2 separate regions of the Homo sapiens genome follow, and region 1 is linked to region 2. The links are chromatin loops, found by intact Hi-C in ENCODE. Cell type or tissue: HepG2. All regions are shown on one strand. Each heading gives the region's core, and the rest is flanking DNA. Links, peaks and the distances in the headings are about the cores only.

Region 1 (6,696 bases), core at 516-5,515, 49 kb after region 2:
GCGGTAGGTGCTCAGCACCTCCTCCTCGTCCTGCTCGTCGATGACCCGGCACTGGCGCAGATACGGCGTGAGCTTGGCCGGGTTCAGGGCGCGAGCCAGCCGATGCCGGACGCCCTCGATTCGCTCCCACAGCGCGTCCTCCTCCGCCTCAGACCCCGAGCCGGCCCCGGCCTCCTCCTCGGCCTCCCCCGCCTCCGCCCGGCCCGGCATGGCCGTGTCCTCAGGGTCTGCGGGCAAGAGGCGCACGGGGGTCGACCAGGGCTCCCTAGGGCTAGATGTGCGGCCAAGCACCCCCGGGGCGTCGTCCGCAGACCCGCCGTCGGGGGCGCGCCCCGAGCTCCCCGCGACTCACCCCGCACGCTACAGTCGCCTCGGGCTCCCGGGTCCGCACTCGGGCGGCGGCTCCGCCGGCGCAGGGGGGCGGTGCCCGTGGCGCCCCCGGCTCCGCCCCCGTCCCCGCAGCCTCCTGGGCTGCCCGGGCCTCCCCACATTGCCGCCCGCCCCGGGTCGTGCGTCCGGCCCCCGGCCACCCCGCGCGTCCGTCTGCACGCCCTCCCTCCCGGCCGTCCGGCTGCGCCTCCCCCTGCTTCCTGTTTCCCGCCGGCTCTCCAGCCCGGCTCGGCGGGGTCCTGGCCGCCCGCCCACACCTGCCCGGCCTCTGGGCGGGGCGGGGGCGGGCAGGCGCGCTCACACCCCCCGCGCGCCGCGACACACCTTCCCCGGGCCACGCGCATCGCCTCCCCACGCCCACAGCGCGCCCGCCCGTGCGGGGCTAGCCGCTCACGCCCGGCGCAGCCCGCGGGCACTCAAGCTGGGCTTGCCCTTCTCGGGTCCCCACATGCACTGCGGGCGCGGGAGCTTCCCTGGAGCGCAGGACAGCCCCGCGGGGGACAGCAATGGGCAGAGGTCATGGGGGCTTTCTGCAAGATGGGGGTCTGAACCTGCAGGGCAGCACTGCCAACTCCCCTCTTACGCAAACTCCCGTGGCACTTGAGGACCAGGGACCCCACAATTCTCAAAGGGTATTCCTCCAGGTGTTGGTCCCAGAGATGCTGGGGGCGGGCTGTGACTAGCCATCCATACTCCCGCTCCTGCCTGGGAGGCCGGTGGTGTCTTACCATGATACTGGCCGAGTCTACACGGTATCTGCTGGTGCATGCGATACAGTCTCGCTATGCATTAGAAGCTGCCAGGTACCTGCTGCCAGGGAGGAACAGAGGAGGCACAACCGGTACAGGAAAGAGGTGTGAGCTCCCTAATCGCCTTCCACAACTTCTGAATTAGATGCCGTGGACATATGTATTACTTATCCAAAGAATTAAGGTTTCAATCAATAAAGGCTCTGAAAAGCCCTGCTTAAATTAAGGCCGGGGGCGGTGGCTCATGCCTGGAATCCCGACACTTTGGGAGACCGAGGCGAGTGGATCACCTGAGGTCAGGAGTTCGAGACCAGCCTGACCAATATGGCGAAACCCCATCTCTACTAAAAATATAAAAATTAGCTAGACGTGGTAGTGCGCGTCTGTAATCCCAGCTACTCGGGAGGCTGAGGCACGAGAATCGCTTGAACCCAGGAGGCGGAGGTTGCAGTGATATCGTGCCACTGCACTCCAGCAGCCCGGGCAACAGAATGAGACTCCCCCTCAAAAAAAAAAAAAAAAAAAAAAAAAGCCCCAGCAGTAAAGAAACAGATTTAACTTTATATATCCTGGTGTCCTTTTCCAAACTTAATTAACCACAGCCTTTTTTTGGTTTGCATTTGTTGTACATTTGTTTTTGTTTTGGGTGTCACCTGTTTACATGCAGAAGAAATGCTTTGGGAGAACTGAATTCTAGTGCAAATTCCTCAATTAACAAAGGAGGAAGCAGAGCTCAGAGAGGGCAAGGAACTTGCCCAAATTCACACAGCGAGGCCACAATGGGAATAGGCCGGAGCCCAGCCCCTGGCCTCTGTCCTCTCCAAGCCCCGAGTCCAGGCACACACCAGACCTCCCTTTCAATACGTCCTTCCCCTCTCTGTGGCCTTGGTTGCCCTCCCACGCAGAGCGGCAGCTCCTCCCACCAGCAGCCCTACTCCTCGTGAATATTTTTAACTTGGCCAGCAGAGCGGGATGGACGCCTTGGAAAATGAGGCTATGGTTAATTATTTTTTCATCGAGAAGCTAAGCAGGGCCTAAAGATAAGGCACAGAAGCCAAGAGGTCTCTGCAGATAAGTGGACAGAGAAGTGAGGGCACACTGGGTCTGAACAGGCAGGTAGCTGGGTACACCGAGTGCCCCTGGTGCCCAGCATTCCAGGGGAAGCGACAGAGTTCCTTTGGGTACCACACTCCCACATTCACATGTACAATTATACAGGCATGCACACGCACCATCACATACACATGCACACATACACACCCACCCACTGTGGGCATCAAGCCAGGCAGGAGGCAGACAGGGGCGTACCCACTTCCCCACAAACATCTGAGCCTCCTCATCTTTCCCCTGTCCCCGGGCGTCCATAGCACCGAGTGTGCAAGCGTGTGATTAGGTACCATGTTCATTATTGTCCTCTTGTGAGTTCTGCTACATTCATCTTCTCTCTATAGCTATGCCAGGAAGGCGGGCAGGGACTACAGCAGGGACACCGAGAATCTAGACTTTGTACCAGGGGCCCTGGGTTCTATCGCGGGCTCACCGCTATGAGTATTGTTCTTCTTTGAGTCTCCATTTCCCTGTCTGCAAAAGGCAGGCGGTGAGTAGTCCCAGCCACACCTACAAAGGCAGACAGTCCAGGAGTGGAGGGTGCCCTGGAGACCAACATTCAGCCTTAGCTGCATCTACTCGGACAAATTCCTCCCCCTCTCAACTTCTACATCTGAAAAGTGGACAATAGTCCCCCATGTGCAGGGACTGCCTCTGAGTTGCAGTCTCTCCATATGTGAAGTGGGTACAGGAATGTCAGTCCTCTTCCCAACTCATCAAAAGGCATGCCTCCATGTTTCAAACCAGTCTGCGTCCTACTGCCTGTAGCCCCACTGGTCCAAGCCACACATGCCCCCACAAACTCCCACCCACAGTGCTATGGGCTATGGTATGTTCTCCACTCTGCAGCCTTAATGATGTTTGTTTGGTTTGGGAGGTTTTTCTTAGACAAGGTCTGGCTCTGTCACCCAGCCTAGGGTGCAGCGGCCCAATCATAGCTCACTGCAGCCTTGAACTCCTGGGCTCAAGCAATCCTTCTGCCTCAGCCTCCCACATAGCTGGGACTGCACATATGCACCACCATGCCCGGCTACTTTTTTTACCCTTGGTAGAGAGGGGTCTTGCCACGTTGCCTAAGCTGGAAAGAATGATGGTTTTAAAAACATAACAGGTTTTTCTCTGGCTTAAAACCTCTTAATGGTTTCCACCAAACTGGAATAAAATGCAAACTGCCCCCAGACCCTGCTGGCTCCCCCGCCTCCCACTTCCCACTGCCCCACTCGCTCACTAGTCTCATTCTGTTCTTGGAACCTGTCAGCTTCTTCCACATCAAGGCCCTTGTCCACCCTGTTGCCTCTGCTGGGACTGCTCATCCCTCCACTCCTGGTACGGAGGGTTCCTTCTAGCTTTTCAGGTCTCAGATCAAATTCCCCCTCCCTTGATTCAGGAGCACCCTCCAGCAGGGAGTTCCATACACCCCATCCAAGCAATTCTGTGCTACGTAGGGGCCAAAGGACAGCTTCTCCTTCTCCCTCTAGAGGTTTGCCGGAAATGCACTGACAATAGGCAGATAAATAGAAGAAAAAAAGCATAAAAAATGTATTTAACATGCCTAGCACAGGGGAATCATAGGAGAATGATTACCCAGTTATCCATTGAGGTCCAGATGTTTATATCCGCTTCTTCGCTGGGGAAGGGGAGACGGGGCTGTAGGAGTGAATGACTGTTAGGAGGCATTAATGGGCCTGGGAGGCAGACATTATCTTACAGATGATTTTCTTTGGAAATTGAGTGGGACCGAAGAAGAAACACTCATTTGGGACAAAGTTTGTCTGGACTCTAGATGTGGTGTTTAATTTTCTCTTCCTCTGTGATATGAATTTTAATCTCCAGTTAATGAAATTTCAGGGAAGGGATCGAAAGCAATCGTGTTCCTCTTTGGGGTCCAGTTTCTAGCAGATAAGGGAACTTCGGAGAACAGCCTCCTCCTGTGCTTTGGGAGAGACAGAGGATTGACAGAGAGGATGGGGGAAAGGTTGGCAGAGAGACCTTGAGGTTGCGTCTTTATTCAGCCTATCAAAGCGCCTTATTTGGCAGGTATCACTTTCTGAGCCCCGAGAGCTATTTCCTCTCTATCTGACATTTTCCTGGTGCTTGCTTTGCTGCACCAGGAAAATGTCAGCAACCTGTTTGTTGCCTACTTCCATCCCAAGAACAGAGCCGTCCTTGGCTAGCAGGAGTGAGCTGGAATGTTCCAAGAGTGGTGAGGATGAGGAGTGGAGCAGGGGAGGAGAGGAGGTTGAAGGAGGATTGGAAGGGGGGCAGACAGAGCAAAGGCCTTGAAGATCATTATGAGGACTTTGGCCTTTACTTTTCTTGGTAGTAATACGCCGCTATCATTGTCTTCCACAAATCAGCCACAAAGGCCACAGAAGCAGGGATCCACCTTTTTGTTCATTCCTTCAAGGATGCCCCTGGCCCAAGCAACCCTTCCGTTCCTCTTTGTCAGCCTCTGATTGCATCCAGGAATGTGGGTCTGGAGTTATCTAGTCCATAAGTCTGGGTGCCTGGTGAATCTGTGCTCCCTGACCCCAACCCCCAGCCCCATCTCGCCTCCTCTGGCCATCTCTTCACTAGGATCAGGGCCTGGGCCGCATGGATCCCAGCACAGGACCTGGCAGTCAGGTGTTCAGCAGGAGACGAGTGAGTGGGCCCAAGAGTGGGGAGAATTCCTGTGATGAGCTGCACTACACCACAGCCAGAACGCCCAGGGTTCAAATTCCAGGACAATGTGTGCCTGTGATCTTGGTCAAGTTCCTAAACGTTTCTCTACCCCTCATCTGAGGGACTCTAGCACAGCCTGAGCACAAGACAGATGCTAAATGCCCATCCTCAATTGAATTCGTCCAGAGATGTCACTTCCCCTCCCCATTGCCCAGTGTCCCCCGGGGCACCTTTACATAGCAGCTTTCCCTAGGTCCTATTCTTTTTTTTTTTTTTTTAGATGGAGTCTTGCCCTGTCGCCCAGGCGGGAATGCTGCGGCATGATCTTGGCTCACTGCAACCTCCGATCCCTGAGTTCAAGCAATTCTCCTGCCTCAGCCACCCTAGTAGCTGGAATTACAGGCGCCTGCCACCACACCCACCTAATTTTTGTATTTTTAGTAGAGATGGGGTTCCACCATATTGGCCAGTCTGGTCTCGAACTCCTGACCTTGTGATCTGCCTGCCTCGGCCTCCCAAAGTGCTGGGATTACAAGCGTAAGCCACCGTGTCCGGCTCCCTAGGTCCTATTCTATGGGACTGGGGAGAGAAGGGGTTGGGGAGGCTATTGTGCCCAATCACAAGAGTCTAGGCTGAAAGGATCCTTAAGACCTTTATTTTATAGCTGGGCACGGTGGCTCACACCTGTAATCCCAGCACTTTGGGAAGCCAAGATGGGCAGATCACTTGAGGTCAGGAATTCGAGACCAGCCTGGCCAACATGGTGAAACCCCATCTCCACTAAAAATACAAAAATCAGCCAGATGTGGTGGCGGGCACCTGTAATCCCAGTTACTTGGGAGGCTGAGGCAGGAGAATCGCTTGAACCCGGGAGCCAAAGGTTGCAGTGAGCCAAGATGGTGCCACTGCATTCCAGCCTGGGCGACAGAGCGAGACTCTGTCTCAAAAAAAAAATTTTTTTATTATTTTGTATGTACTGGGGAAACTGAGGTTGCAGTGGCCCAAGCGAGCCCTGGGTTCCCCAAGGCAGGGAGAGCAGAGCACAAGGAAGCGAGATAGGAACAGCCAAAGGGATGGTGCTGGCCCTCCAGTATCAGGTGACTGCATCTCCCTGAGAACCGGGGACTCCTGCAGGGGCCAGAGGAAGGGTGGCCCTGTCCCCACCTTCCCTTTCTCCCATGGCCACCCCCAGCAGCCTTGACAGCAAGGAGTAGAAATGCTGACCCACCCTCACCCTAATTCAGACCAATTATGGAGATGTCTGCCTACTGCCTGGCCTTGGGCTGGGCAAGAAGCTGGGTTAGGCTGGGGATATCCAGGGATGGGGCAGGAAGCTGTGCCAGGAGGTGAGAGATGGGGCTGGGGCAGGCTGGGAAAAGACAGAGAAAACTGAAGCTGGGCTCCCCAGACCTGGCTCCCATCGCTGAGACTGTGCCATTCAGCCCCGTCCCTGCCCCTCTCTGTGCCTCAGTTTGCCCCTCTGCACCACAAGGTGGTTGGAGGGAGATGCTCACCCTGGCAAGCCCCCTGCACCTGAGAGGAGCTCCCAGGGGGCCACAGGACACAGCCAAGGGTGGCCATGGGAGCTCAAGCCACCCACCAGCATCTCCATGGAGGAACTCTGCCTGGGGCCCTGAATTCCAGTGTGCCTGTGGAATCACTGGGGCTGAGTCAGAGGAAAGGGCGGGCCAGGGGAGCCACGGCTCTGAGTCACTGGGGCTCCGCGGGCTGGCGTGCCTTCCTCTGCCGCCCACCCAACCACCCACTCAACCATGGAGTCCCAACC
Region 2 (6,696 bases), core at 681-5,680:
CAGGGACTGCCTATCACAAGACACTTGCCAGGGACCCACAGTGCCACCTTGGGAGCCAAGGCACACCCAGAAGTCTCTGCCCAACCTTTGCCCAGCAGTTCAGGATTCATCGGGCACCCAGCTGGGGACACCAGGGTGTATCTGGATAGAGCAGACAATGGAGGGAGCGAAATCTGCAGAGAGACCAGAAAAGGACAGGATGGTCACCCCCCACTTCTGCTCTCAGCCCACTCTCCTAGGTGCACACATGCCACAGAGGCGGTTTGGAGCAGGGTTTCTCTACCTCAACACCACTAACACTTAGGGCCAGAGAATTCTTTGTTGTGGAGCTGTCCTGTGCCTTGCGAGATATTTAACAGCATTCCTGGGCTCTACCCACAAGATTCCAGTAGCATCTTCCTGAATCATAAGAATCAAAAATGTCTCCGACATTGCCAGACGTCCCCTAAGAGACAAATCACCCCCACTTGAGAACCGCTAGTTTGGAGAAACTTCAAAAGCCAGAGAAGCCATAAAGAGACCTCAGCTGAGGCCAATCATCTGATCACATGCATCTGAATCTCTAGGTGGCTCCAGACCCATTTGGCAGTAATCTATGACTTCTAGAATCTTCAAGCTTTGAGGAAATTTAACAGCAATTCTTAAACCTCTTGTCAGTATAGCTACGGCTTACACACTGCTGACGGGGAGCTCATCCTACTAGAAGGCAGCTTCGTTCGTCTTGGAATTTTGAATTTTTGTTCCTATATCGAGCCAAATTCTATCTCCTTGTAATATCCAACTTGTTCAACGCAGCCTTGGCCGCAAGGGCCCTCAGCATCATGGGAGCCCTCTGCCCCAGGACAGGCAGCACTGCAGAACGTCAGGGCCAGGGGCCCTGGTTCCTCCAAGCATCACAAGCGTCCAGACAGAGCCTACAAAGGCCTTGGAGAGGCCCCTGCCACGTCCCCAACCAAATTTGACACCATTCCCTCCTCTTCTCCACATTCCAGTCACACAGTCTCCCGTTCCTACCTTGAGCAGGTCAAGGCCTGTCTCCTGCTATCAGGCCTTTGCATATGCTGTCCCCTCTGCGGGAGTGATCTGCCACCTGCTCTTCTCCTAGCGAACTCCTGCTAGCCCTTCAGGTCCTTCACGTTACCTCCTCACAGAAGCCTTCCCCGGCCAGCCCCTACTCCCCAGTCAACATCAGGGCTCTGACTTACTCTCCCATAACAACCTATACTGGCATACTCACCCTCATCCCCTACACACACAGTGTCCCAGACTCCCCGTCCCCCAGGACTCCCTCTGGACAAGTCTCTGTCACTCAAGTGGGCCCAGAGTTCACCTCATGCCCTCCTCTACTCGTTACCTCCCTGAGTCCCTGCTAAGTCTCCAAAGGCAGAATCAGGGCTCCTTCCCCAGTTCCCAGACCCATTGCATGTCACTACAAGGAGCAGAAATGCAAATAGAAGGGTTGGGGCTAGTCCAGCTGCCCAGAGATGGAACAGACTGCCACAGGAGGGAGGAACTCCCCATGGCTGTAGGCATGCAAGGTGAAGCCAGCCCATCAGTTGGCAGAGATGCTGGGAAGGGGTCAAGCATCAGTTCTGGGGTTGGACTGATGGGCCCAGAGTCCATGTGTCCCCTCCCCCAACTCCTCTCCACCCCCATCCCGCCACCCCTGGCCAGAATCACAAGCCATAGCTGGGCCGGGGGCAGCGGCTCATGCCTGTAATCCTAGCACTTTGGGAGGTCAAGGCAGGCGGATCACTTGAGGTCAGGAGTTCGAAACCAGCCTGGCCAACATGGTGAAACCCCGCCTCCACTAAAAACACAAAAATTAGCCAGGCATGGTGGCAGGCGCCTGTAATCCCAGCTATTCGGGAGGCTGAGGCAGAAGAATTGTTTGAACCCGGGGGGCGGAGGTTGCAGTGAGTCGAGATCGCACCACTGCACTCCAGCCTGGGCAACAGAGCGAGGCTCCATCTCAAAAAAAAAAAAAAAAAAAAAAAAAGCCACAGCTGGCAGGTGCTGGTGTGTGGAAAGGAAGCTGCATATCACAGGCTATGCTCCAAGACTGCTCTAGACCAGTCAGGAGCGGATTTGGGTGGCCCATCTCCCCGTGGCCAGTTCTGGGCAGAACTGGAAGGTGTTATTCCAACCCTTTACCTGCCTAAAAGAAGCATTTAAGAGTATCAAAGAAACAAGGAGTCCAAAAGAGATAAAATAAAAATCCCCCACCAGAGCCTGAAGTTCCACCATGAGAGCGTTGCCTGTGCTCAGGGAAGGCATTTCAGCCTTCCAGGGACTCCCAAAGAACCCCAGAGGATTGGGGCTGGGAGAGCTCTTCAGATCCATCATGGCCAGCCTCCAGGTGTTACTAATGGGAGACCGAATCCCAGAGAGGGCAAGACACTTGCCCAAGGTCACACAGCAAGCCAGTGGCAGGGTCAGAAACTGAAATCCACTCCCTCCACTCCTAGCTCTGTGCTGTCAGCCACCAAAGCCTGTCCCACTCCACTCCCTCCCAGCTCCCCCATGTTTGGATGCCTGGACTCAGCCCCCACTCCTCCCATCCAAGGTTCCAGCCCCCAGACCCACCTGGAGGGGTCCTCCTCCGGGGAGAAGGGGCCCTGTAGCTTAATGACGTTGAGTTTCCCCTCAAAGACACCGTAGCTGAGGGTGACCTGGGCAGGGAGATAGAAGAGTGTTGGGGCATCACACTGGGGATCCCCACAAGGGGGCAGCATCCTGGCACAGGTGGAGGAGGGGTTTTAAGCTGCAGGGAAAGCTGCCCGGGAACCTGAAATTCCCCGCTGGTGGTGGGAGCCCACCCCACGCCCCAAGGCACTTCACAGCTGGAAGAGCACTGCCATGCCCTTAATCCCATTTGCTCCCTCAAGAGTTGAGCTCCCCTGAGAAGCTGGAACAATACCCCCATCTACAGATTTGGAAACTGAGGCTCAACAGGAAAAGGCAGCTTTCCAGTAAGCTGCAAGCCTGGACTAGAATGGAGGTTTTCTGAGACTCACTGGAGGGCCTTGGCACATCCCTCTTCACCCGGAGCCCCTACTCCACCAGGCAGTGACGACATGGATCATGATTTCAGCTCAGAGGCTGTAGAGCACAGTGGTTAAAGACTGTGGGCATAGGGACCACCCAGCTAGGGTTCCAGTGCCCCTCTGCCCCATATTAGCTGTGTGCCGTGGTCAGTTCAGCTCGCTGGGTCTCATTTTCCCCATCTATAGAATGGGGATAATGTTAGTACTGACCTCATGTGACTACTGTGAGGAACCAGAGAGTTAAAGAAGGGTGGCTGGGTGCGGTGGCTCATGCCTGTAATCCCAGCACTTTGGAAGGCTGAGGCAGGTGGATTACTTGAGGTCAGGAGTTCGAGACCAGCCTGGCCAACATGGTGAAACCCTGTCTCTACTAAAAATAGCCAGGCATGGTGGTGGGTGCCTGTAGTCCCAGCTACTCAGGAGGCTGAGGCAGGAGAATCACTTGAACCCGGGAGGTGGAGGTTGCAGAGAGCCAAAATCGTGCCATTGTACTCCAACCTGGGCAACAGAGCGAGACTCTATCTCAAAAAAAAAAAGAAGGGAAGGACCCCAGTGTGGTGCCTGGCATTGTGGGTACTCAGGATACCCTAACCATTAGGATGCCCTGGTTTGGGCTGCCTCAAATCTGCCTCTCTTTCCTGGCTTCAGGCCCTGCCATCCTAATGGGACCAACCTCACACCCCAGTTCCAGGCCTGGCCAATCAACACTAACTCCAGGTGCTGGTAGGAGATGGGTCACCTGACCCAAGCCCAGTCATCAAATCAATGAACGCCAGCCCGGGGATCTGAAGGAAGGAGGCGCTCTCCTCCGATAGTGGGGGGAAAGCTGGGGCTGCCATCTTGCCAACATGAGGGCTGAGCCCACCTGAGGATGGGCCAACTTGGGGGAGAGCTTCTCAGTTATGTGAGCCAACAATTTCCTTTTCAGGTTAGCCAGTTCACGTTGAGTTTCTGTCACACTGTTGGGCAGGAGATCCCGGGGACGCTCCCAGCCAGGACCATCTACAGTGTCAGAGGGCAGCCTCTCCGAGGCAGAGCCAGTTGGACCTGTATCACCTGCCAGGTGGTGGGATGGGGTCCCCCTCCTCCCCCAGCCTAACATAATGCTGAGCGTCCCCCCAAAGACCCATTCCATCCCGGTAACCTCAGGGTTGGCAGGAACAGCACTGAGCAATGGATAGGGGAGTTTTGATGAAGGAAGGGGCTCCTAACAGGTAAAATTAGAAGAGCCAGCTGGGCTCCCCGGGAGGAATGTGGGGAGGATGGAAGACTGAGTAGAGGTATGGGTGGAGAGCAGGGTGGTGGGAACCTGAAGACAACCTCATCTCATTTGTTCAGGTCCTTCCCGGCATTTGAGGACCAGATCAAAGAATTTCAGCTTCACAAATGCTAATCCTTGAGGGTTAGAGGTGAAGGGGTTGAGTCCCTGTGTACCCTTAGGGTGTCCTTTGCCACCCTAGGCCTCAGTTTCCCCATCAATAGGGAATACCCAAGACCCATAATCTGGAGTTCCAGGTTTCTTTCAAACGCCAGGAGGGAGGGTTGGGGGGACCCCATGTTCCTTTGGTTCCCCTTCCCATTTGCCACCTGCCCCCAAGGCCAGCTCACCTGTTCTGGGAGCTGTGCAGTCCTCAGCAGCTGCAGGGTCTCCAGGTGGGAGTGAAAGAGGGGGCTGGGCTGCAGGCGGCCGCCCAGCTTGCACTCAATGATATAGCCCATGGTGCAGTCATCAGGCAGCCGGATGAGAGCAGATGTGTCCATGAAACGGGAGCCACTGAGGGACAGAGCCAGACTGCAGACGCTGGCCCAGGCCCTCCACACCCAGAGCCGTGGGCCACCCCATGAAGGCCCTCCACTGGGACAAGCTGGCAGAACAGAGCACCTGCCTCCTGCATACTGTATGACCTTGAGCAAGTCAGGAACCTTGGGGAGCCTCAGCCTCAGTCTCCTGTTCTGTGAAATGGGGATGCTAATGGCCGTGTCTTCGTGGAGCTGTCGTGAGGATTAAACAGGGAATGGGAAGGTGATGCCCTTTATAAATGTAGCCTTTCCTTCTCTCTCTGTCTTGTCATTCATTCATTCACTCATTTATTCATTGCTGGTGCCAGATACCATGCTAGGGCTGAGGATACAGAGATGAGAAAGAAACGCTTCCTGCCCCCAACAGCAGCCCCTATTCTGGCGGGAGACAGAGCAGGGAGCAGGTCTTTCAAAGAGTGGTGCTAAGTCAGAGGGAAGCATGCTGCCTGGGGGTACAGGGAGAATCAGGCGGGCTTTCCAGAGGAGGTGGCAGCTTTTTTGTGTGTTCATTTGTTTGTTTGTTTGTTTGTTTGTTTTTGAGACAGAGTCTCCCTTCATTGCCCAGGCTGGAGTGCAGTGGTGCAATCTCGGCTCACTGCAATCTCCGCCTCCTGGGTTTAAGCAATTCTCCTGTCTCAGCCTCCTGAATAGCTGGGACTACAGGCACCCGCTGCCATGCCCGGCTAATCTTTGTATTTTTAGTAGAGACAGAGTTTCACCACGTTGGCCAGGCTGGTCTTGAACTCCTAACCTCAAGTGAGTCACCCACCTCAGCCTCCCAAAGTGCTGGGATTACAGGCATGAGCCACCTAAACAGAGTCTTGCAGGATGGGCTGGAGTCAGCCAGTGCTGAGGGGAGACAGGAACAGAGTCCCAGGCATGGACTTCAACTGGCCGCGTATACCCCATTAATGCCGCTGCCCTGGATGCTTGTCCAAGGGGCAAGTGGGTGTGGAAATCCAGCCTGTACTCCCCTCCCCAGCCTGCACTCCCCTCCCCAGCCTGCACTCCCCTCCCCAGCCTGCATGCCCTCAAGCTGCACCTGCAGGAGTTGGAGGGAGAGGGCTTTTTCTAATTCACACAAAGGTAATTTAGAGGTGGGCAGAAGCCTGGGTGGGGGCACCCCAGGCACACGGATGACCCTGGTCATGTGTACACACACAGTTCTGTGGACATGCCCCAGGACAATGAGCCCGCTCTTGTCCAGTATGAATTGCCTGGGGCGCCCCTCCCAGCCAGGGCAAGGCAGGGCAGGCTTGGGTAGTAGCAAGGCTTGCAGACCTTGGAGCCAAACCCAGCAGCTGAGTGACCTTGAACCTGGCTGACCTCAGACTGGCTTAATCTCAGTGCCTCAGTTGCCTGAGATCTAGAAACAAGACTAATGCCACCTTCTCCCCCAGGTGTTGTGATCCTCTTGATGGAGCACAGAGCTGGCTCAGAGTCAGTCCTCAATACAAGGGAGTGGCTGCTGATGGTGCTGTTAATAATAATAATAGCCCGGAAAGACCTCCAGAAGCCAGGCCTCGCCACTTCTAGAACACCTGTGTCCCACCCCCACCCACACTGCGGCCTCCACTACCCCTGAGATCCCCTCATAATATTAGGAGTAATATCATCTCCCTTAGATGATATTATGAATAATATCACAGGATGTACACCCACTGTGCTATTAGGAGTAATATCATCTCCCTTAGATGGCCCAGTGTATAGTGGACTGTCCCAGCTCAAATACCACCTCTTCCTGGAAGCCTTCCCTTCTTCCCTCACCCAGAAGGCCCTTCTCCCTCCTCTGAAGACCCTTAGATTTGGCCTTCACCTCCCCTACGGCATTGACCAGTCAGAAAAGGGC

Evidence for each region. Hi-C counts contacts between places; a loop is a spot of excess contacts. Peaks named below come from ENCODE experiments on the same cell type or tissue, not always from the same donor. Only the 100,000 strongest peaks of a DNase experiment are listed, where the experiment ranks them.
Region 1: a loop joins it to region 2, with 2.0 times the contacts of the local background. A loop is called at or near these places in 7 of 110 quality-filtered maps.

The regions. Positions count from the first base shown.
Region 1 is chr22:37,518,991-37,525,686 of GRCh38, forward strand. CARD10 (caspase recruitment domain family member 10) reads right to left here and starts at 425. Exons shown (of 20, transcript NM_014550.4): 1 at 1-425. The coding sequence starts at 210. In HepG2, for the core only: no CTCF peak of the experiment used is centred there; a DNase peak (open chromatin) is centred at 2,661; H3K4me3 peaks cover 1,611 bases.
Region 2 is chr22:37,469,857-37,476,552 of GRCh38, forward strand. MFNG (MFNG O-fucosylpeptide 3-beta-N-acetylglucosaminyltransferase) reads right to left here. Exons shown (of 8, transcript NM_002405.4): 6 at 4,656-4,821; 7 at 2,587-2,672; 8 at 1-173. The coding sequence ends at 107. Among named protein-coding and RNA genes, the nearest start is that of MFNG, 13 kb to the right of the region's middle. In HepG2, for the core only: a CTCF peak has its summit at 2,725 (motif pointing right); a DNase peak (open chromatin) is centred at 2,725.